2 separate regions of the Homo sapiens genome follow, and region 2 is linked to region 1. A link is a loop called in an ENCODE intact Hi-C map of the cell type or tissue named here. Cell type or tissue: heart right ventricle. All regions are shown on one strand. Links, peaks and the distances in the headings refer to the core of each region. The heading gives the core; the rest is flanking DNA.

What was found. Hi-C counts contacts between places; a loop is a spot of excess contacts. Peaks named below come from ENCODE experiments on the same cell type or tissue, not always from the same donor. Only the 100,000 strongest peaks of a DNase experiment are listed, where the experiment ranks them.
Region 2: a loop joins it to region 1, with 2.5 times the contacts of the local background. A loop is called at or near these places in 3 of 110 quality-filtered maps.

What each region holds. Positions count from the first base shown.
Region 1 is chr4:165,761,981-165,773,794 of GRCh38, forward strand. It overlaps LINC01179 (long intergenic non-protein coding RNA 1179), which reads left to right. Exons shown (of 6, transcript NR_121676.1): 6 at 1-798. Among named protein-coding and RNA genes, the nearest start is that of LINC01179, 83 kb to the left of the region's middle. In heart right ventricle, for the core only: no CTCF peak of the experiment used is centred there; no DNase peak of the experiment used is centred there; H3K27ac peaks cover 464 bases.
Region 2 is chr4:165,832,472-165,844,285 of GRCh38, forward strand. No RefSeq gene overlaps it. Among named protein-coding and RNA genes, the nearest start is that of TLL1, 35 kb to the right of the region's middle. In heart right ventricle, for the core only: no CTCF peak of the experiment used is centred there; no DNase peak of the experiment used is centred there; H3K27ac peaks cover 2,786 bases.

The DNA of each region.
Region 1 (11,814 bases), core at 1,439-9,438:
GATTCTTTAATAGGACTACTAATAACTATATTCTTATTGCTAACTATTCTATAAGACTTCTGGGTATTTACAGGACTGTCTTGTGTAATTATTAATAGGGCACTTTACCCAATTCAGCCAAAATTCCTAAGGAGAATCATTGACTTAGAAAAACCACATCTGATTGAATTGAGCACGCCAAGAATGAGGAGAGATGGTGTCTCCTTTCACAAGGGTATCTGGACAGAGCTTAAAGTGTCAATCTAATTATAAACTGTTATTCTCCTATTATGGAAAAACCCTGTAATTGGATACTAGAAAATTCTCTGTAAAACCTTGTCCCTCAGGCAAGGCTTAATACTGGTCTCAGAAGCCCAGTTAAGTATGTTTTAAAAAATTGGTTATCCTTAAAAATACTGAAGGGAAATACTTCCCATTAATGCAGTTGTCATTGGATGGTAACATAATAGGTAATATATATTTTTTTCTTTTTTAAAAGTCTTTTATTCAAAATTTTTCTTAAGAGGAAGAATTGTTATAAAAACAATGTATTTCTTAAGTATAAGAAAACATTTCTACAAAAAGTAGAAATTTTAGATAAGTAAAAATAAAATGAATTATACATAATTAATTACACCATTGCATGTTAAAAATCTGCTATATTTTCCAAATTGTTCTAATGTAAGGATATTCATAAATTGTGTGAGTCTGTATAAAAGATGGAATCATATTCTTCATGTTGCTTTCTATTCTGTTGTGCTTTTCACTTACAAGAATACTGTGAATATACTTCACTATGAATAAATGCACATGTATGTCACATTTTGCAATATATTTACTGTTATTAACATAATATATTTTTTAACCATTCCCTTCTTATTGGATATTTAGGTGGGTTCCACTTTATAGCTATCATAGCTCTAAATTTATACATTTTTTTCTCACTTCTCTTATTAGTCTCTCAGGACAAATTCCAAGAGTGGAATTTCTAGGTCACATTTAAAACTCTGAGTTTTTAAATGTGTATTGACTAATTGCCCTCCAGTAAAGTTGCTGCAAATTATTCTTCTACCAGCAGTGTCTTAGAGTTACTGTTTCCTTAGAGACATGCAATGTTCTTTATTGTCTTTGTCAGTAAGTCAAGCTAAACAAATATTTAAGCTTTATTGTTTATTTCTTTGATAACTGCTTCATGTGCTCTTGTCATTTGTGCATCTTCTGTGAATTGCCTGTTTTTGTCTTTTGCCCATTTTATTTATTGAATTGCTTTTTTAAAAACTGATTTGTTCATGCCTGTAATCCCAACACTTTGGGACTCCAAGGCAGATGGATCACGAGGTCAAGAGATCGAGACCATCCTGGTCAGTGTGGTGAAATCCCGTCTCTACTAAAAATACAAAACTTAGCTAGGTGTGGTGATGCCCACCTGTAGTCCCAGCTGCTCAGGAGGCTGAGGCAGGAGAATCGCTTGAACCAGGGAGGCAGATGTTGCAGTGAGCCGAGATCACGCCACTGCACTCCAGCCTGGTGACAGAGTGAGACTCAGTCTCAAAAAAAACAAAAAACAGCAAAAAAAAAACCCTGATTTGTAAGAGTTCTTTATCTTCAAATATTTTTAATATGTTTCAAAAGCTTTTACACCAGCTGATGAATTAATTATATTGAAATTCCTATTCATGTTTATTCCACACATTACATTTTAAAGGAGAAATCAAAGGCATATCCAGTCCTGGAGTGGACTCAATGTCTAAGCAGAGACAAGGGTAACTTGGCACCAACGTTACAGGAAAAGACAGTGCTGGGCTCATGAGAGACTCTCAGGAAGAAATGCCAAGAATTCAATCTGGGCGAGAACTATTCTCTTGGGCACAGTGAAAAGTTTTCTCCTAACCATAGTTTCTTCATGAAACAAAACTAAAGATTAATATCAAACTTCACAGTGTATCCTTCCCAGTTCCTCTCTGCCTGGTTAGGCTTATTCATCCCTTAGATCTCAGCTCAAGCACCATTTCCTCAAGGAAGTTTTCCCTGACCTTGCCTACTAGGTCAAACCTCCTTTTTATGTTCCTGAGACAGTGTAGTTTTTTGCAGTACTTCTCACCGTTGTGATTTTACATCTATTTACCTGATTGTTTGATTCATACCGCTCTCATTTATTTGAATGGATTCTCCCTGAGGGCAGAAACTGTCTGTTTTTGCAACTCTTCATCTCTCAGCCTGCCACAAAGGAAATGAATGACAAAGATTCGTTAGATAAATTGTATGTGAAAATGCACTTTAATTATAATTAATATCCAAAAAGAGTGAGTTCAGCCATTCTACATGAATACTTTTGACATTATCATGAAGTGCTAATTTGAAGAGCCACTTCCGATACTATCACACAGAAAAATCTAAACTCAGGAGATCATAATTTAACAGCAAAATCAACACTCTATTGCCCCAAGTGAACAGAACACATTTTTCCACCTAAAATTCTCGGCAAACAAGTTCGGTTTAAATAGACCTTTCCATGAAATCCCTCATTATATAACTTTTTAAAATGCCATTGGTTTGATCCATAGGGACATAAAAATTAAAAGAAAAAATCCTGTGTACCTGTGCAGTCCAATACAATAGCCACTAGCACCTGTGACTACTGGGCAGTTGAAAGGTTGTTAGTCCAAATGGAGATATGCTGTACTTATAAGATATACACCAGATTTCAAAGACTTATTATGAAAAAAATGAATAATGTCTCATTATTTTAAAATATATATGTTTAAATAACACTGTTTTGGATTTATTTTTTATTTTTTGTTTTTGAGATGGAGTCTCGCTCTATCACCCAGGCTGGAAGGCTGGAGTGCACTGGTGAGATCTCGGCTCACTGCAAGCTCTGCCTCCTGGGTTCACGCCATTCTCCTGCCTCAGCCTCCCAAGTAGCTGGGACTACAGGCGCCCGCCACCACACCAGGCTAATTTTTTTGTATTTTTAGTAGAGATGGGGTTTCACCGTGTTAGCCAGGATGGTCTCAATCTCCTGACCTCATGATCCACCTGCCTCGGCCTCCCAAAGTGCTGGGATTACAGGTGTGAGCCATGACGCCCGGCCCTATTTTGGATTTATTGAGTTAAATAAAGTATATCATTAAGATTAATTCTGCCTGTTTCTTTTGACCTTTTTATTGTTTCTAGGAGAAAATTTACAGTTAATATTTGACTCACATTATATTTCCATTGGGTAATGCAGCTCTTTGGTCTAACTCAGATGGAAAAACCCCTACCTTGTTACAATTTGTTTTACACCACACTCACCTATTGAAAACTGGGAAAGCTGCCAAAGAGATATTTGAGTAACAGCAATCTGTTACAAGAATCTGAGTAAGAAAACTTACTCAATGGGAGTCCTCAAGTCTCCACAGCATTCATTTTCTCTTATTTCTACCCATAATTTAACACATTCATTTATTAACTTTCTAAAGTCAAAGAAAGAAACGAGAAATGTTGAGAAAGGTGACCAATAGCTTGCACACTTCTATCTGAGGATTCAGACTCTTAATCCTTCACATTTTATTAGATGGCAACCTTGATAACAAGATAATACAAATACTATGGAAAGATAGAACAACAAATCTAAGCTGTTGGGGCCTGCATAGTGTGCATAGTTCAGGAACAAGCGGGCTTTTGAATGTAGTTCAGAATAGTCATTGATGTTAGAAAGAGTTAAGTGATTGATCATAGGACATACTTCATTTAACAAAACAGGATAGTGACATTATATCAGAGGAAGAGTTCTATCCAAAGTGGTGAAAATAAAATATTGAAATTCAGTAATTTTGTTTACTAAGAGTAGCTTATTCTCCCAAGGTAAAGGGGAAAATAGGGATAGATGGAGAGAGGTAATAGCAGATAAGAAGAGGGTTTTGCTCTGGTTAGTCAAGGCTTTATTATTAAAGGAGCTCCCCTGAAAAATTAGGCCTCTTTTATTTACAACATATGCATTTTTAGGTCAAGCATATGTTAGATTAACACAGTGCTGTAAAATAATGCCTTCATATTGATAGCAGCTATTGCAACACACTTATTAGTAGGAAAATGTTCTGCCCTGCCCCCTGAGTCAAATACCATCTTCCGTGGGCTTTTGTGACAAGATCTTAATGGAGCCTTTGGATTATTATACACTTTGGCCTAAGCAAGTGAATGACCGCTAGGTCTGTTCACTGACTTCAAATCACATGTTATCAGTGAAACCTTCACTGCTGGGTTTCCTTTCATTGTATCTCCAGGCTGACCGTTTCCTGTCAATGTCCTTAGAACGGAGAATATACTGAAAACTAGGGTCAGCCACTCAGCCGCTAGCGCTGCACTCTGGCTTTGGAAGATAAAGTCATTTTTATTTTGTTTTGTTTCAAAATATTATTTTTTTCTTTTTTTTTTAAACCCAACATTAGATTTTTCTGTGATTTGTTTCTTGTTAAAAATCAGCAAGGTACATTTTAAACAATATATAGCATTGTCTAAAGATTTATCAATAAAAAAATTAATTTCTTATTGTGCACGTTATGCCTTATTCAAGAATTTGCATGCTCTGTCCAGCATACAGTCTTTGAGGCTGCACAGAGTAGAGGCAACTAAAATTCGAATATGAGCCTTGTAATATGATAACTCATGAAAAGCTACTAATTTATGTGTGATGATTAGTTAATGGAAACTGACTAATTTTTTTTAAGTCCAAAGTGTATTTATTATAACTATAATGCAATATCTTTCAGACTTTGTGTTCATAAGCTTGTTTTTTTCTTTCTTATTTGTCTTTTATTTTTGAAAACATAACTGAGTTATTATTTTGAGCACGTTGGGGGAAAATAAGCATATCAATAAATAAAAGAAGGTAAACAAATCCCAAGACATAAATATCAAGAAAGGAAGACATTAACTGTCCCAGGTCGGGAGAGAACAGTTAGCACAGCTGCTTGGAAGTGTGACGATCATCCTCACCCTTCAGGCTCATCACATTATTAGAATTATTTAACGGTCAAGGTGTGAAGGAGTAGGATAACCAGCTCTCAGTAATTAGCACTATACAACCTGTTTTGATTGGAATGACAGAAGGAAGTAGAAGCTTCTTCGACATGGGGGGAAATGGGATGAAGTAGGCAGCAGCAGAAATAAGTAACTGCTTATTTCTGAAAAGCTTTGTTATTGTGGTGTTGTCATTGCTACCACTTAAGTGAGCTCCAGACCATGTTTCCTGCTCCACGAGGAGAGAGCTGTTCTCATGAGCAAGGAAATCAACTGATAGCAGCAAAAAATTAAAAAAACAAAATCTAGAAAAAGGATCCAGTCATTTTATGCAGTCACATAGTAAAGAATATCCTTAATCAACAGCTCCAAATTAATTGGCAATAGGCAAAATCACAGTACTGGATTTGAACACGGGTAGGTTAACATAATTTTGACAGGTGCAAGAAAGGGCTCTCCACAGAGAGACAGTGCCTGGGCTGGGCTCTCTGAACAAGCCTAACCCAGGGAAACTGTACTATAATATAAAAAGAAAAGAGAACAACTCACACGCAGTGGCGGTCTGAAGAAAACATTTCCTACTTTCCGTTTGAGTTCAGAATAAGCCCCGATCAGGACTAAGATAGGAGAGAAAATTGATCAGTTGCGTTGTTGTCCTCAAATTAGTTTTCATATGATTATTTTGTCTTTTTTGTTTATTTAATGTTTGGTTGGCTGATGTTTTAAATGGAGCAAGTTATTCTATTTCCTTACTGATTGAATGTCAGTTGAACTACTTTTGGCTTCTAGATGGAAATTTCTGATTCTCTTGCAATTATCCACACTAGTGTGATTTTTCTTTCTCTTTGGAAGTTCCAGGGTCCCTGACTCTCTGTTATATGCACTCCAGGGACAGATGGCAGAGGAAGACACCACCTGTCTGACAAAAGACATTACCTGGCTGGTGCTCTGAGTGTCATGCTGAGTAGAGTAGCCATCACTGAGAAACGCTCAGTTGTTATTTAATTGTACATTCAGGCACCTAATTTTATTTAGTTTTGCCTTTAATCACTTATATTTTTTAATTTGCCTTACATTTTAAAATTTGATGTATATGTCTCTGCAAACTGTCAACTCCTGGAAGACAGAGACAGTGTCATGCTTCTTTCAGAACCTATAAATAACAAAAAACACAAGAGAATTAAATAAATATTTGATAAATTACATTCAACACTGGACTGTAATCTTCATGAAGGCAAGTGTTGTGACCATTTTGTTCACGGTGATATTTCTAATGCTTACAATTATTCTTGGTCCATTGCTAAGTGCTTCACGAATATTTGTTTAATAGATGAATAAATAACGTTTTCAAATTGTAAGTTTTATTTTCAACTGAGGTTGAGGTTGCGGTGAGGAGAAAGAAGAGTGGAAGAGGGACATTTCCTGTTCCTGGATCACATGAGGGCCATCTTTTCACAGTTGGTTTTCTCTACCTTATTGGTCTATGATCAAAAATAAGGGCAGATCCAGGAAGCTTGCATGAGATCTAGCTGTTTCTAAATCCTCAGAGCTGGGATGTATGCCACCACTCACTGCCCCATTCCCAATTACCAATTATTTCATCAAAGGATGGACTTGGGCTAAACATCTCCCTTTGTTTTGGTTAGGAGGATCCGCTTATATTTTCTGGTTGAGTAATATTGTCCTTTATGAAATATAAAATGTGCAATTTTGATCATTTTACACTTTCAGCATGAAGAAAAAAATATCCTGTCTCTGTAACATTCTTTGCAAGGATATTTACTGCTCATGAGTACATAAGGACTTAGATTCATACACAAGGCACACAGGTTTCACCCACAATTTGTTAGTTCTACTATTTCCACATATATTTTATCTGATCTTATTTTCACACATATTAGATTAGAGATCAAAATCAAGTGTCATGCCTTAGACATTTTTATATCTCCTGCCTGGAACAACATGTGTTCATTAGTATTTGTTAAATGTGTGAATGAATGAATGGTCATTTTATTTTCTCTTACTATTACCATAATTTCCTTACCCCTTCAGAGGAGTTGCTATTTTTCTGAAAATATGCATTTCTCCTCTGATTCATATTCATGTCTTGTATTTTAAGACTTCATGCTGAGAAATTCTAATTGCCTATATCATAATGTTGATTTGGCTACTCAGAATTTTCTTAACCTTGGTTTGTTACAGCAAGTTCCCAGCATTCCCCTCAAGTTCCCAGATTCATGATTGCCTCATTAAAATCAGAACAAAATATAGAGAGGACATTTTACATAGACCCCTTGTTTGGATTTATTTATTTTTTCAATTTTTCCTCTCTTTACCAACTAGTACTTGGAAACAAGTACTGTAGCTAGAAAGTTGAAAAAAAAAAAGCAAGCTGTTGAATGGTTATTTCAAATTACAATTTGACTTTTCCTGGAGATAAAAGTGAAAAAGAAAAAAACCTTAGTCTGACTGTGATCACCTAATATACTTAGAAATATATTTAGGAATTCATTTAGAAAATACAAATAAAAATAATGAATATTGACGCATTAAAAAAATAAATGGCCTTAACCTCTGAGTTTACAACTTAGGTCTCTTATCACAATTATTTTTTGTTACCAGAAAGATAACATTTTAAATAACTGTGCCCTTTAAAACATTTATATTGTTTTTCTTCACAGTAGTTAAGATAAGGTAGTGCAGGAGTTCTCCCTAATTTTTAGAAGTAATTAGAACCAATTAATTGATTTGGGAAGTTCTCAACAAGGTACTATTATTCTGATTCTAGTACTTTTCCCTCTAAGACTCCTAGACCCTCCTATGAAATTCTTGGAACTTTTTTTTCAGAAACCTTATACTTTCCATCCTAATCTACAAATCTAACTTTTGGAGGTAGTTTTTGAATACACTCCTTTCTGTTTTCCAGTTATAACAATAGGAGATGAAATAATTCAGCTTGGAATAAAAACACTGAGAACTTTCACAGAATTGCCACATAGGTGAAACTTGACCTTGGTGCCATTCCTAGACTTGTCCCTTCCATCTGGCCCCCATCCTCTAGATCTATTTCAAGCCAAAAGGCCTCATTCTCTGAGCTGGTTCTTAAGTGGCATGGAAAAGATGCTGGCTGGTAACTTAAATTGTATCATCCTTAGTATCATTTTGTATCAGAAAATTTATAGACCATATCCTTGAAAATTCAGAATAAATGACTGTTCATCATGGAATTTAGCGGGGCAATATTGCAAGCATCCTGCAATGACCACCTGCCCCAGATCCTCAGAACAAATACTTTAGGAAGTATTGGGCAGGTGACACAGTTGTCTTAAGCTTTCAGTTATAAGAAATACAAGTTCTGGGAATCTAATTTACAGCATGGTGACTACACTTACTATCCTGAGTATTTGAAATTTCTAAGAGAGTAGATCTTAAGCATTCTCACACACGCAACAGGTAACTGTGAGGTGATGAATGTGATAAAACTTATTGTGGTAATCATTTCTCTCTCTATATATATGTACATGGAGATCAAATCATTACATCGTACACATTTATTTATTTATTAATTTTTGAGACGGAGTGTCACTCTGTCTCCCAAGCTGGAGTGCAGTGGCATGATCTTGGCTCACTGCAACCTCTGTCTCCTGGATTCAAGTGATTCTCTTGCTTCAGCCTCCAGAGTAGCTGGGATTACAGGCGTGAACCACCACACTTGGCTAATTTTTGTATTTTTTGTGGAGATGAGATTTCACCATGTTGGCCAGGCTGGTCTAGAACTCCTGACCTCAAGTGATTCAACTGCCTTGGCCTCCCAAAGTCCTGGGATTACAGGCGTGAGCCACCACACCTGGCCCTGTACACTTGAAATACACATTTTTATTTGTCAACTATACTTCAATAAAACTGGAAAAAAATTTTTTTCACAGGAGTCACAACGTACAGGGACAACAACAACAAAACACCAAAAATCCTGCAAATTGCTTGCAAATACTTCTCAGGATCTTCACTGGGTGGTTTTGTGTATATATAGGAAAAGGGTGGATGGGTGATAAGGAAAGCAAGAATGAGGAAAGGACTTGGTGGTATTTGTATCCATCTACAGAAAGAAGTCAGCTATCAGACTCCGGAAACCCAAACAATTTTCTGATGAAGGAGAGGCGTGGTATGACAATTGGCCCTGACCTCTGCACAAGCGATCACCAAGATTCACTGATTCTGCAGCTGTAGAATCAACTCCCAGACTAAGTTATCTAAGAATGAAACCTCAAATCTTCCACACTAAAATCACCTTTAAAAACATAAGCTCTTTAAAAAAAATAATAAGAGGTAACTTTTCTAAAATATTTTGTATAAATATTTTATAATTTGTGTGTGTGTATGCACATTTGTAGATTTTTAATTTGTAGGTACTCTTTATTTGCATTTTTTCACAAAAAAGCCTTCCTCTAATATTTATAAATAAATAAATATAGTAAAGAAAAACGGTTATCAGTATGAACAATAAATACAATTTTTATGCAACTTAACTTTAAAGTATCTAATCTTTGGAATTCTGGGTTGTAATGTGGAGAAATAATGACATCTGATTTGCCTTCCCTGTCATTCCATAAAATATTCTTGAAACCCAAAAAAGAGAAATAGTGACTCAACATTATTTTTATTCCCTCAGTTTAAAATTCTTCTTTAGGCTCCATTTAATCAGCTCTTACCACTTTCGTCTTTTAACTTTTTTCTTTCTTTCTTTTTTGAAATAGGGTCTTGCCCTGTTTCCCAAGGTGGAGTGCAGTGGTGTGATCACAGCTCACTAGGCTCAAACCCGTAGCCTTGAGCAATCCCCTCATCTCAGCCTCCTGAGTAGCTAGGACTACAGGTGTGCCCCATCACACCTGGCTAATTTTTAAATTTTTTTAATGGAGAAATGGGATCTCTCTATGTTGCCCAGGCTGGTCTCAAACTCCTAGTCTCAAGCAATCTTCCAGCCTAGGCCTCCCAAAGTACTGGGATTACACGCATGAGCTACCTACCATGCCCAGCCTTCTTCTTTTCCATTATTTTCACAATATTTTGTAAGTCCAAAAAATACATGTGAAATAGATTTGATTTACAAGGCATATTGACAAAACGAACCAGCACATATCCAATACTCTACACTCTGTTCCTATCCGTTTTCCCTGCCCCACCTTCTAGGTATAGCCATTATTCTGAATGTTTGACATCGTCCCTACCAATTTTAGTTGTATTACATGTGTGTACAGCCCTGAATACCATATTGTGTATTCTTCCATTATTTAAAAATGTTGTTACACAGCCTTCTGGAATTTACTTTTTCACTCAACATCATATCTTTGAGAGTCATCGTTGTTGTATGTAACTGACTTACAATGATTTGTTGTATGCATATACCGTAATTTATTTATCCATTCTGCTACTGGTAGATATTTGAGATCACTCAGGTTTTTGATACTTGAACTGATTATGTGAATAATCTTTTATTTCTGATGCACATATACAAAACTGTCTCTAAAGTAAGTCCCTGGAGGAATTGTGGAGTTATAGTTTATCAACACTTTTTTTTTTTTTTTTTTTTTTTTGAGACGGCGTCTGGCTCTGTCACCCAGGCTGGAGTGGAGTGGCGCGGTTTCGGCTCACTGCAGCCTCTGCCGCCAGGGTTCAAGCGATTCTCCTGCCTCAGCCTCCTGAGTAGCTGGGACTACAGGCCTGTGCCACCACGCCCAGCTTGTTGACCAGGCTGGTCTTGAACTGCTGACCTCAAGTAATCCACCCGCCTCGGCCTCCCAAAGTACTGGATTACTGGCGTGAGCCACCGTGCCCGGCCTGAACACTTTCAATTTTAGTGGGAAGTCTTCTCTTTTTTTTCCTAAATCTGTTGCTTTTATATCTTCACCAATACTTGGTATTATTAAACTTCTTGATTTTTGTCTGTCTAGGGAAATGAAATAAAATATCATTCTGCTATTAATTTGCATTTTCCTGATTATTAATGATGTTAGATACCTTTTCACTATTCTTGTTTCCTCTTTGGGGAAATGCCTGTAGTTATTTTCTTCCTATTTTTTTTTCTATGGCATTATCTGCATTTTACTGATTTATAGAAAATCAGTACATTTATAAATTACTCGTATATTCTGTATACTGTTTATTGGTAGTGTGTTGTAAATAAATTCTTACGGATTGTGGCTTGTTTTTTCACTTCACTTATGCTGTCTTTCAGTGAATACAAAGTATTAAAATAGTGTGGATTATCAGTCTTTACTTTTGTAGTAAGGTTTTTTGTGTTCTTGAGAAATTCTTCACTACTCTGAGAAGACTGGATTTTCCCACGACCATGTTTTCCTTCTTTTTTTTTCTCTAAAAGTTTTAAGTTTGATTTTCACAAATTCTTAATCTATCAGGAAATGATTTTCACATGTGTGGTGAGATAGGGATCCAATTTTATTTTTTCCACATGGACACTCAACTGTCCCTGTTTACTGAATAGCCTCCCTTTCCAGTTATTAAATAGTATCCTTATCCCATATAATACATGTCCAAATAATCATGGATCTGATTCTGGGTCATCTATTGTTTCACTGACCAATTTATCTATCACTGTGCCACCCCACAGCTTCCAACTTACTAGAGCTTTAAGTAAAACAGAATAGTTACAAGGCAGGTCCTCCCACCTTATTCTTCTTTCAGGAATGTTTTTTTGTTTCCTTGGCTATTTGCTTTTCACTTAAATTATATAATCACTTGCTATAGTCTACAAAAAGCTCTAGGGACTTTGATGAGAATTACATTAAATGGATAGATAAATTTAAGTGAGAATTA
Region 2 (11,814 bases), core at 1,760-9,759, 71 kb after region 1:
TGAACCAGGGAGGCGGAGGTTGCAGTGAGCCAAGATCGTGCCATTGCACTCCAGTCTGGGTGATAGAGTGAGACTCCATCTCAAAAAGAAAAAAAAAAAAGTTATTCCATTCATCTTAACCAATTGTTTTCTATTACCTTGCATACTCCTTTATGAGAAAGAACTCAATGATTATTAAACTGAATTTTCTAAAGATGAAATAGATGTTGCTTGTGAGGTTCTAGTGCTAAAAGTATAGAGGGCAATCCTGGTTTCTTGTCTTGGTTGTCATTCATTCATTCTTCCAGCAAATATTTATCAAGTGCTTGCATGCCACTTTGTGAAGCAATAGGGATACAAGAATCAATAAAATAGATGTGGTCACTCCTTTTATGGAGCAACCCTCTCTGGATTTACAGATTTTATAGGATTTCAGTTTCTTTATCTATAAAATAAAAAGTTTATACAATTTCAAAGGCTACTTCCAATTTGAAAATTATGAAGACTCACAAGCAGGACACACTTTGTAAGATTAAATATCTATATTAGAGACATGAACTAAGTTATGCATTATACAGAGTTTTATATTATATGTATGTTTTTTCACACATACCATGTCATAAAACATGGTAATTATAAAACTTGGAGTTTGGGGGGTGGAAAACTCACTTGCTATTTAGGTGTGGTAGTCAAAGACATTATCAGACATTTCCTACATCTTTTTGAGGTTTTGGATAAAAATGCTACCCTTCCTTTTAGGAATCAAGAATTTAGATGATGTTCAAAGATGGGGAAATTTGCATATTATCCTTTTTTGTTGTTGTTGGGTGTCTGTATTCTTTCTAGTCATCAGGTCAACTTCACTATCATGTTAAAGTCCTTTTCTGGTATGTATTTTACAAATAGCACTGGGAACGTTTCTGGTAGAAAATAGGGTAATGTTCTTGATATAGTGGGATCTGATTTAGCTCTTAAATCACTTATTTCAAGTAGAAGTTACATGTCACCAAGTCTTCAACTGAGGAGACTTTGTAAATTTTCTTCACGCTTTCTTTTTTTTAATTTTTTACTATACTTTAAGTTCTAGGGTACGTATGCACAACCTGCAGGTTTGTTACATATGTATACATGTGCCATGTTGGTGTGCTGCACCCACTAACTCATCATTTCTTTTACAGGTGACAGTGTCTACCACCTTGGATGTGGTTAGAAATACCCTGCAGCAATGAGATTTTCTTTAGCCACTTAATCTTGCTGTGTAATATAATGACAGTTAATCCTTTTAAATCTTTTAAAACACTTTACAATGGGAAGACACAATGCATTTCTAGCTATGTGTTAATGCTGATTTCCCCATTGTTCAAAAACCTTTAGATGACTTCAATACATTAAAAATGAATAAAATTATTATTTTGAGAGCCCGTATTCTTAGAACTAGGCAAGATGAAGAATGAAGATCCAGAAATGTGATATCATGATTATTTTATATTGGAGGAATGTCTTTGGGGAGAGCTAACTTTGCTTTTGATTGGGTAATCTGGACATAGCTTATTCTCGGTGGAAGTGATGTAAAGTAGCTAAAGAAAAAAAGTGAAAAGGGTAAAATGGAAGAATTACTTAAAATCAAAATAAGATCAAGATAATAATTACATTGTTATCAGTTAAATATAGTACTTACACTATTAGGAGAAATGACCAGACTGAATGAAGGGTGAATATAGGTTTATTCAGATGTGAATGTGCTGTCCAGGCCCACTATCCCATCGCAATTCAGTAAAATCATACTCTCAAAGGAGAGTGATTTGTTATATTTGTGAACAGGTGGCAGCTTCATCTATTCAGAGACCAATTATGTAAAGCAGCATGAGAATAACCAGGGTGCCAATGTTGGCAGAGAGAGAGGGAGGGAGAGAGAAGAGAACAAATCTGTCACATGTTACAAAAGCAATAGTGATTTAACTCTTGAACAAGGAAGATTCTTGAAAATAGAACCAGTGAAATAATTCCCTGCACAAGTGTCTATCATGTGAAATCCCTCTGAGTACCCGGTAGTGATACTATTAGTGCAGGTAGTAGGAATGAAGCTTACCTCCATTATATTTCAATGATATTTTGCTTTAAAGTATGTTACTGGAACTCATTTTGAAGAATGCTGACCCTTAATATATTAGACTAGGTGTTAAAATTAGGAAAATACTAACAGATCAGAGCCCTGACTGCGTTGTACCTTCCTTATTTAGGGTTAAAACATAGTTCATCAGTAGCCCACCAAAGCTACTATTTATATGCGAATGTATCTGCTTAATAAATATTCACCATTTATGTATGTATTTATTTATTTATTTATTTATTTATTTGAGACAGGGTCTGTGTCAACCAGGCTGGAGTGCAGTGGCTCAATCCTAGCTTGCTGCAGCTTCAAACTCCTGGGCCGAAGTGATCCTCCTGTCTCAGCCTCCTGAGTAGCTGGGACTACAGGTGCACATGCCACCACACTCAGCTAAATTTTATATTTTTTTTGTGGAGACAGAAGTCTCACTATTGTTCAGACTTGTCTCAAACTCCCGGTATCAGGAGATTCTCCTGCCTTGGCCTCTGGAAGTGTTGGGATCACAGACGTGAGCCGTCACACTCAGCCAAATTTGCTTATTGAATTAATTACTTATCTCCTGGAAAAGTTGGGAGAAGAGCCGCTAGAGAAATAAGGAACAAGTTTAGTTTAATGTGTAGATGGTACAATTATCAGAAAAGATGCTGGGAGATTGAGGAATTCCTAGGAAATAGGTGCAGGGTGAACAAATGAGACTTTGAGTGAAGCTGCCTTCAGTTAGAGGAAGAAGTCAACTGTTTCCCAGAGTCAACAATGACTGGATCTGCACACAACTAAAAAAAATCTTTCTATATTTTTTCTTGGTAAAGGCTGTTTATATTAAACTTTGTACGTTTTGGTGGGGAATTAATTTATTTCATTGTCTAATAATTTTCCCACAAGCCCAAAGCTGAGATGATGAAAAGCTACTATTATTTGTTAAGCCTGGAAATGACTTAAAGAATGGTAAACAAGTTAGAATTGTAAAGGTATTTAGATAATTGAGCTTTGACCTAACTTTTTTTTTTTCTAGTTGCAAAGCTTTCCTTCAGGAAGCAAAAATATGAGCAATGATCAAAACACTGTTTGTTGTGAATGTTGGGTAAATAATGAAGTTTCTCCATTTTGAAGAAAGTATTTATTTCAATATTTGTCTGGGATTCAAATTCTCTACTAAATATATTGGTTTCATACAGTCAGCATCACTGGATTTTGGCCAACATGACATGACCACATAGGATATTTAAAATGTATCAGGAATCCTTCTGTTTGAGTTCATCTTGACTTTGCTGTGATGTTGTGTGTAATCATGAGCTTCTAGGTTTGGGAAAAAAATTGAGTTTCTCATGGAAAATTTTTTGTGACGTGAGCGCTATAATTGCAAACTTCTCTGATGACAAATAGTTTCTTCTGGCATTTGGGAATGAGGTACAGCTGAGTCTGGGAATAAACATCCAGGTGCACCTATCTAAACACGTCATTAGCCTGCCTGAGAAGTCTTCAGGGTGATCTGCATTAACTGAGTGTCTTTCTGTTGTAGCTAGTGTTGACTAGCTCCTTAAGGTCTTACGTGTCTTTAAGCTTAGGTTGATGGCCCCTGGTTAAATCTCCTTTACTATATAGATGTTTACACATCGTTTAGATTATGGCCTACATTCAAGTTTAATTTGCCTGTCTCTGAATGAATCAAAATTTCTAACTATATTTGGCTTACATTTAGATGTATTTTTTGTAACTTCTGTTGTCTCAGCTTCATGTTTGCTTTTCCACGATGCTTACCAGAAGTCTCCCCATGTGGTTGTTTCTACATAATTCGGGATAAATCCCTAAGATCTATTAGAGATATAGCAGAGGAAATGTACAGAATTGAGAATGTGAGAATAGAATGTTTTTCAGTTTTTAGAAGTTAGATTAGTCAGATAGGAATGATTAAAACAGCCTTTTTAATCTGCCTACAAAATTAGTTGGAGTGGAAAGCAAGCTAAAAACCTTTGGGGTTTGTAATATCTGTTAATTTAGTATTATTTATAAATTTAATTAAAGTGCTGCTTACCTTTTTAGGCAGATTTAAATACAATTAGGCTGTTCTCATCCCTCTGACAGCACCTAATTATCCCCTCATTTTTCATTACCTATTATTAAGCCTGCACTCCAGTTGTTTTTACCCATCGTTGATGGTTTAGACAATATGCCTTCTTTTTTTCAAGTCTTTTTTATCTTTCCATTATGTTCCATTTCAAATAATTCATCTTTAGTTACATATGCCAATCTCCAGTCTACCAGTTTGTTAATATGCAGACCACGAATTCATTTGAATTCTGTGCATACTAGAAAACTATTCTAATGCAAAAAACAAACAAACAAAAAAACCAGCAGCAAATACCTGTTATAAATATGTTTTGTTTGTCTATTTACTTATTTTGAGACAGTGTTTCGCTCTTGTTGCCCAGGCTGGAGTGCAATGACACGGTCTCGGCTCATTGCAACCTCCGCCTCCTGGGTTCAAGTGATTCTCCTGCTTGAGTAGCTGGGACTACAGGCGTCCACCACCACGCCCAGCTAATTTTTTTGTATTTTTAGTAGAGACAGGGGACAGGGTTTCACCGTGTTAGAAAGGATGGTCTCGATCCCCTGACCTCGTGATCTGCCCGCCTCGGCCTCCCAAAGTGCTGGGATTACAGGCTTGAGCCACTGCGCCCGTCCCAAACTGTCTTAATGTCTCATGAAATACAATCAAGACCTCTGTACAGCTCAGGTTAGGTTGTCTAGCTGGAGTCTGTGACAGGCATGAACATTTAGATTTAACATACTCTCTTTTGTAAATACAAAGAATGACAATGAGTATGTTGGTAAGAGAAAACTTTGCTAGGGATTTAAACATATTCAGGATTGCATGGATAATATTATATATGCTAACCCTTTTATCTTGTCAAGTAAGTTTTGTGCATATACAAATAACATTTTCCCATCATTCTATACATGAAAAGTATCTCTTTTCTTATACTATGGATACCCTTCCCTATAAAAATTAATTGCATGGAGAATCCAAAACAGTCTTTTTCAACTTATTAGACAACAATGGAATATAAAAAGACATATATTACGGCATTTTTATCAGGAATAAAGGACAATTTCCACAAAGTAAAACAACAATTTTTCTCAAGCTGAGGAATCTCATTTATCAAAGAACCAAGGATCTAGTGAGCCATGAACTAAACATATCAATGTCTGAAAATTCAGTAACTAGATCTATTTTAAAAATTACATAGTTAAAAAAATTACATTCTAGATGATATCCAGGATTTTTAAGCATACTATGATTTCTTACAGATCTGAACTATAGCTCACTTTCAAATTCAGTCTCATCTTCAAGTTGCCCTCCAAACACAAAATTTAACTGAACTCCATTACCCATTCATTTCTCATAATTATTTATAGCTGCAGATATGGGAGAGCACACATTTCCAATGTCTGCATTTCCACAATTTATACTTAGCCTCCTCTCCAACTTTTCATTTTTCTTTATTTTCCTTTTTTTTTTAAACAGAGTCTCACTCTGTCACCAGGCTGGAGTGAGTGCAGTGGCATGATCTCAGCTCACTGTAACCTCTGCCTCCCGGGTTCAAGGGATTCTCCTGCCTCAGCCTCCTGAGTAGCTGGGACTACACTACTAATATAATTTTTGTATATTTAGTAGAGATGGGGTTTCACCATGTTGGCCAGGATGGTCTCAATCTCTTGACCTCATGATCCGCCTGCTTCTGCCTCACAAAGTGCTGGGATTACAGGAGGGAGCCACCACGCCCAGCCCATTTTTCTTTTTTAACAGCAACAACTATAATAACAATACCCCTCCATTATGGGAAAACATATACATATTGTGATATGGTATATATGTCTGTGGGGTACACACACACAGTGTCCTAAGATGTTTCTATTCATGAGCTTTTTTTGTGTATATATATTTCTTGCCCTTTTTTCACCAGACATCTAAAACTCTCAGAAAGTGAAAGACTGATTTAACAAATTATTTTATTTACTGCACACTAGAGCTCCATCTCATAATTAAACACACTTTCAGTTCATTGAAATGAGACAATGCCTTTACTCAGTCTGGAGAGGATATACTATCATGGAAAGCAGCCAGTTGATTCTGCCAGAGAATTCTAACTCCACAGTCATTGGAAATTTCTCACATAGAGATACCAGTATCCCTGGTAAGGACAATGATGACCTGGCTTAAAAAAAAATGCTAGCTGTGATTGGTCAGATTTGGAATATATCAAGCTGTTTACAAATTGTTCTACTAATATATCTTCCATGAGTATAATTGGGAAGGAAGTTACGCAGGCTAATAGAAGTTTCCAGGATTTCCCTGTTCTCCTTTGTTTGGCCTTTGCCTCCATATTTATTATTTTTTTAGTTGCTCTGACTCCTGCCTAAGACTTTTTTTAAATGTAATTGAAAATTCTCAATGTGAAAATCTTGGATTGTTAGATTTGCTTCTAATTCCCTTTTTTAATTTACTTCTCTGTGTCAAGATAAAATGAAATTATACATAATTGTATTTATGAAGTCTTTTATATTTTATTTTCTCACCCTAGGATTTACCTCCATTCTTCTTTCTGTAGTTTAAGATGATTACACCCTTTTATTTTCCACAATCTCTCCCTTTTCTAGGCCAAAAGAACGATGCTTTTTCTTAAGTTGTTCATGAAATAATCACCCGTTCTTTACTATCATTATATTAATAACAATAATTTCTATTTTTGCATCACTTAATATATATGAAGCTAAATGTTTTGTGTTACTTCCTTCAACCTCCAAAGTAACCCTTTCATGTGGACGCCGTTTTAAGATGGCAACACTGAGGCACAGAGCATAAGCCATCCACCCCACATTTTTGGTTGCTCTCCAATTCACCTATTCGTTGGTTCGATTTTTGCCAAAGCTCTCTTTTAAACAATGATTCTCTACCTCTGCAGCTGTCTGGGGCTCCTTTCCTTTGCTGGCTGTCCTCTATCTTTTTCCTGCACTGACTTTTCCTGACATGATTCTGTAGTTATGCTTAGTTCCTTCCAAATCCCCTTTCCACTTAACTGATGAGGTGCGTGTGTGTGTGTTTTGTTTTGTTTTGTTTTTCATCTCATACATCCTCAGCATTATCTGGGTATCCACACTAAATCTGGAAGTACACAAGGCCCCATTTACAGGTGTGTTATTAGATCACAAGATAACTGGAAGCTGGGAAATTAGTCATAATGAGTGTTTCTGTCAGTAGAGGGCAGGAAAGCATGTTCCCTCCGTCATGATCAAGTTGATTACGACCGCCTGGAATTCTTGCTGGGACACAAGGCAAAAACAACAAATCATTATTTGATTCATCCTTTTGGCCAATTAGAGTTGTGTTCCACTGAAAATGTTTGTTATATATGAGTCTTCCCTCTTGTTTGGTAAATGGTGGGAATAGGGTGAAGAGAGGGGAAGTAAGTTCATTTTGTTGTCTTTCCCTTCCTCCAAACCTGGTGTGAAATTCCACTTGGCATAGTCTCTAAAGTTTGGCCCGAGTAGCACACACAATGATACATAGTGTATACAGGAAGCAAAATTCAACAGAGCACCTTTGGCTACCACCCATGCTTATACAAAAGAGGAAATGGGCCATTATCCCACTCTCTACTTGCTGAACTTTGGCTACCATTGCTGTGAGGACAATATTTATCCTCATCTCACTTCATTCAAACTACTGTATTGTTTTCAAGACACAGTGAGAGGCAACAGGAACAAGACCCAAGCAAAACAAAAACCTTACCTACCACAGCCAGACAGCAAGTAAGACTAAGAGAAAATAACTTTACTAAATCAGGTATACTTAAACCTTGCTGGCATTTGGAGACAAGGTAGTTTATAACACAGGAGTGGATAAACCACCAAGATTTACTTCCTCAAGGCATTTAAAGTTTCTCACATCCTAGGATTTATAAAGGGAAAGGACATTAGGAGTTGTCTAATTATTAGACAGTTTATCGATTTTACAGATGTTCAGAATACAGAAGTACAGAAATTCAGATTCAAAAGGATAAAATCCATTACTCAGTGCTAGGAGCTAACAAGAGACAGAAGCAAGACCTGGACCAGGGTCTCTGGATGCTGAGACTAACATCGTTCACACATCTTCCATGCTTCCATATTGCTCTCCAGAGTAAGTGACAGGCAGTCTGAGTAGCTACAGGATGTAGTCACCTTTTGCTTATCCACATTTAACATATCCCATTAGTAAATTTTCTACCACAAAATTCTAATCCTGTGCTAATCTCCATGATGGGGCGCACATCATACCACCTCCAACCCCAACTAACATTATTTCATTGTAACAAAATATTATAATTAATATACTCTTTCAGCAGAAATACAGAAGGATTATTTCTGTCTGGAGGAAATTGAGGGAGCTCTCATGGAGTCTTTAGCTCAGGATTCAAGAAGAGAGGAAGTTTAACAGAATAAGAAAGAAGGGAAACATGAACTGAGTCAATATTTTGTGTGCTTAAAGTCTAGGACGATGGCCAGCCCATTGTAGGTGTTAATTAGAAAAAGGCAAGGTTGTAAAAAACTACCTTACTGGAGGAAGGGAAGAAAGGGGGAGAAATACAGACAGAGATAGGATTACTAAAGGGGGTGGAGGGAGAGAGAACATATGAGAGAGAGAGAAAGAAAAGAGAGAGGGGTGAAGAAAGAGGAGGAGGAGGAGGAGATGCAAGGGAGAAGAGAGGGAGGGGGAGGTCACTGAAGAGAGAAGACAAGAGAAACAACAAAAAATCCAGAATGTTGTGGCAGAGGGAAAAAGCAGCTATTTCAATCATTGGTGACAGAATCACTCTTAGTGAGAAAACCGTATGGTTTATTAGTATATTTGTGTATTATCAAACATTTTGTTGGGTTACTTCAGTGTGAAATTATTGACTCTGTGAGACTAGTTTCTAGAAGGAGCTGGCATAACAGTATATTCAAAAGTAGGTATAGTTACACTGCCTTAAAAAGAGAGAAAAAAATCACAAGAGGTATTAGACAAGAAAAAATATCTTAGAGGAATCCAAAGTTTAATTTATATGATAAAGTCAATGGAGAACTGAGCAATGACAAAAAAATAGTATTGCAGTGACATTTCAGTTCTGTTTATATGTCTAACAATATTATAAAATGCAGCAATAACAATGACATCAAATTAGTATTATTTAAATTCCCATATAACCAAAGACACTCAATCATATTTAGCTCACATCTAGGATTAGAAGGCAGAAAAACGTCATTCACATACTGAATGCTTGTACTATTGAATCACAACTATAGTGTCTCATGTGCCTATGAGCAGCAAACAGTTGTTTCCGTGGGATTGTACAATACGGCATGATATGCAGGACTTTTAAAATCCATCATAATAAATTCTAACAGAAGCTCTTTGAATTTAAAACACTGTGTGCAAATAACCTTCTCTGTAACTCTTAGTTTATTTAACCACAAAATGAAGATTATAATGCTTACACGTTGCTTTTCTGAGAACTAAATCAAGTAAATTATGGGAAGCATCTTGTGCAATTCCTGGTATACACAGGGTATGTTCAAGTGTTTCCTCTTGCCTGTCTAATCTAAAAACTGATATTCATTTTTTTCCTATATGGAGAAAAACATAATACAAAAGACTCATGAAATTGTTACCTAGTAAATGTAGGCTGGAGAAGTATTCTTCAATCTTTAAGAAAATACAATCGTATCTAGTATTAAAAAAATCAATGCCAAACATCCAGCTAACTTGGTGCTGCATAAATCCTCAGGTTATTTTTCTGAATGATCCCATAGTCATTGGGCACTAATGCAATTTTCTTTGTGACTAAGAAATTTTGCCCTTGAATTAATGCACCTAATCAGTGTAAGCAACTGCCAGGAGGGACAAACATAAGCAAATGTAAAGCCGGCAAAGTACCTGGTAACCCGATGTCGTAGCTTACCTCTCTTTCCAAATGAAATAGATTCTAAATACACGGGCTTATATTGGCCTATTGCTCATTCTTTGTAAAATCGTGAGCAAGAAAGCACTAAAAATAGATTCAGATCCTATGTAGGAGGTTTCTCTGTTAAATGGATATTTCACAAAATGTTGGCTCCTCCCCATCTCTACTCCCCACCAAAAAAATAAAAAAATAAAAAGAATAAGAAAGCCTCCTCTGCTAATATTTACCTGAGTTTTTTTTTCTGACTATTAATTCAGCTTAGGTGAATGGAATGGATCATCAGCAGGTTAATGTCACACAAGGGCACTCTAGATCTCTGAATACACTTCCATCACTGTCAAGGAATAATAAATGCCCTCATGGAAAGTGACATTTTTGCTGTCTTGACTGTTTTTATTCTAAACTCAATTGTCTGAAGGACAGAAAAAGATTGTCTGATTTCTCACTATGGGAGAACATGTAATGTTAAATATTTTATTGACAATTTTGTAGATTACATTTCTGGTTAGTTACCATTCTAAGAGAAACTAAACTCATAATACCATGTGTGTCCATTGGATCAAGACCCCTGTAAAATTCATACCTCTTTTTATTTGTGTAAAGGTTTATAATGAAAAATCAATAATGGTAACAATAACCATATTGAAAATGCTATACAACTAACCTAATAGGTTTTCTCCTCTGTATTTTTTCAAGTGTGAGTGATAGTGAAATAGTGTGTATGTGTTCAAATGCCTTGGTTTAGGCTTACTAAGCCTCCTCTAAACAAATAAGGTTGGAAAATGAGAGCCACGATAAATGTGAAAGAAAAAATGAAAGTTATTATTGATGGGATAGAGGAATTCAAAATATACCTTTTGGATCACGGTTTGACTTCCTGTTATCATTCTCAGAACTACTTAGATAAAGAAACACAGTCTTCCACATCTCACATAGCATATGCCTCACTGCAAACCAGGACTAAACACCTTCTCTGTTAGAACCATTCAACTCGGAACCAATTAGTTCACTTTTTCTCCCAGAAGCAATACACCTCTATTATGGGAAAGCTCCACTCTTGTTAGCATGATGTCTGCGCCACTTACAGCGTTCATGCTGGTCTCCAGCACCTTCTGCACCTCCGAGTTCCCTTTCCTAGTGCCGCACTATCCAGGATTACCCAATAAGTAAACTGTGCTATGCCAGGAGCAAGAGCAAAGCACGGGTACCATTTTTAAAATTTGATATTTGCTATTTCAAAAAAAATTAAAAAGTTTTATTTTTGGAAACATAAAATATTTGATGAATATGTTGAAAATTAGTTTGGGGTGAGTATTCACATTTAGTATTTTCAGGCCTTCATCTAGCCCAGTTCCTGCTCCTGAATGCTAGAGAAGCACTTGACTCCCTCACTTCAATCTTAAGTCCTATTCAGAACGCTCTGTTCTTTTGTTGACACCCCATTGTATCCTCTTCCTAGCATGCAAGCCCTTCTGCCTCCCATTATTGCCTTTTAAAAAATTTACACTGGATTCCAGCTAATTAAAATAGAAAGATTTATTTGTATTATATTTTAATTAATTTTATATACGCATTGCTTGAAAAATACTTTCCTTCCTACATAGACATTTTTGAAACATTTCTCAATCAAATTTTAAAAATTTCCTAATAATGTAACTTCTGTGCATCCTTTTTCTTTAATGTGAAAAACATCAAGCCTGTTTTCTGACTTGTGTCTGGCCCAATGAATAAAACCATGTT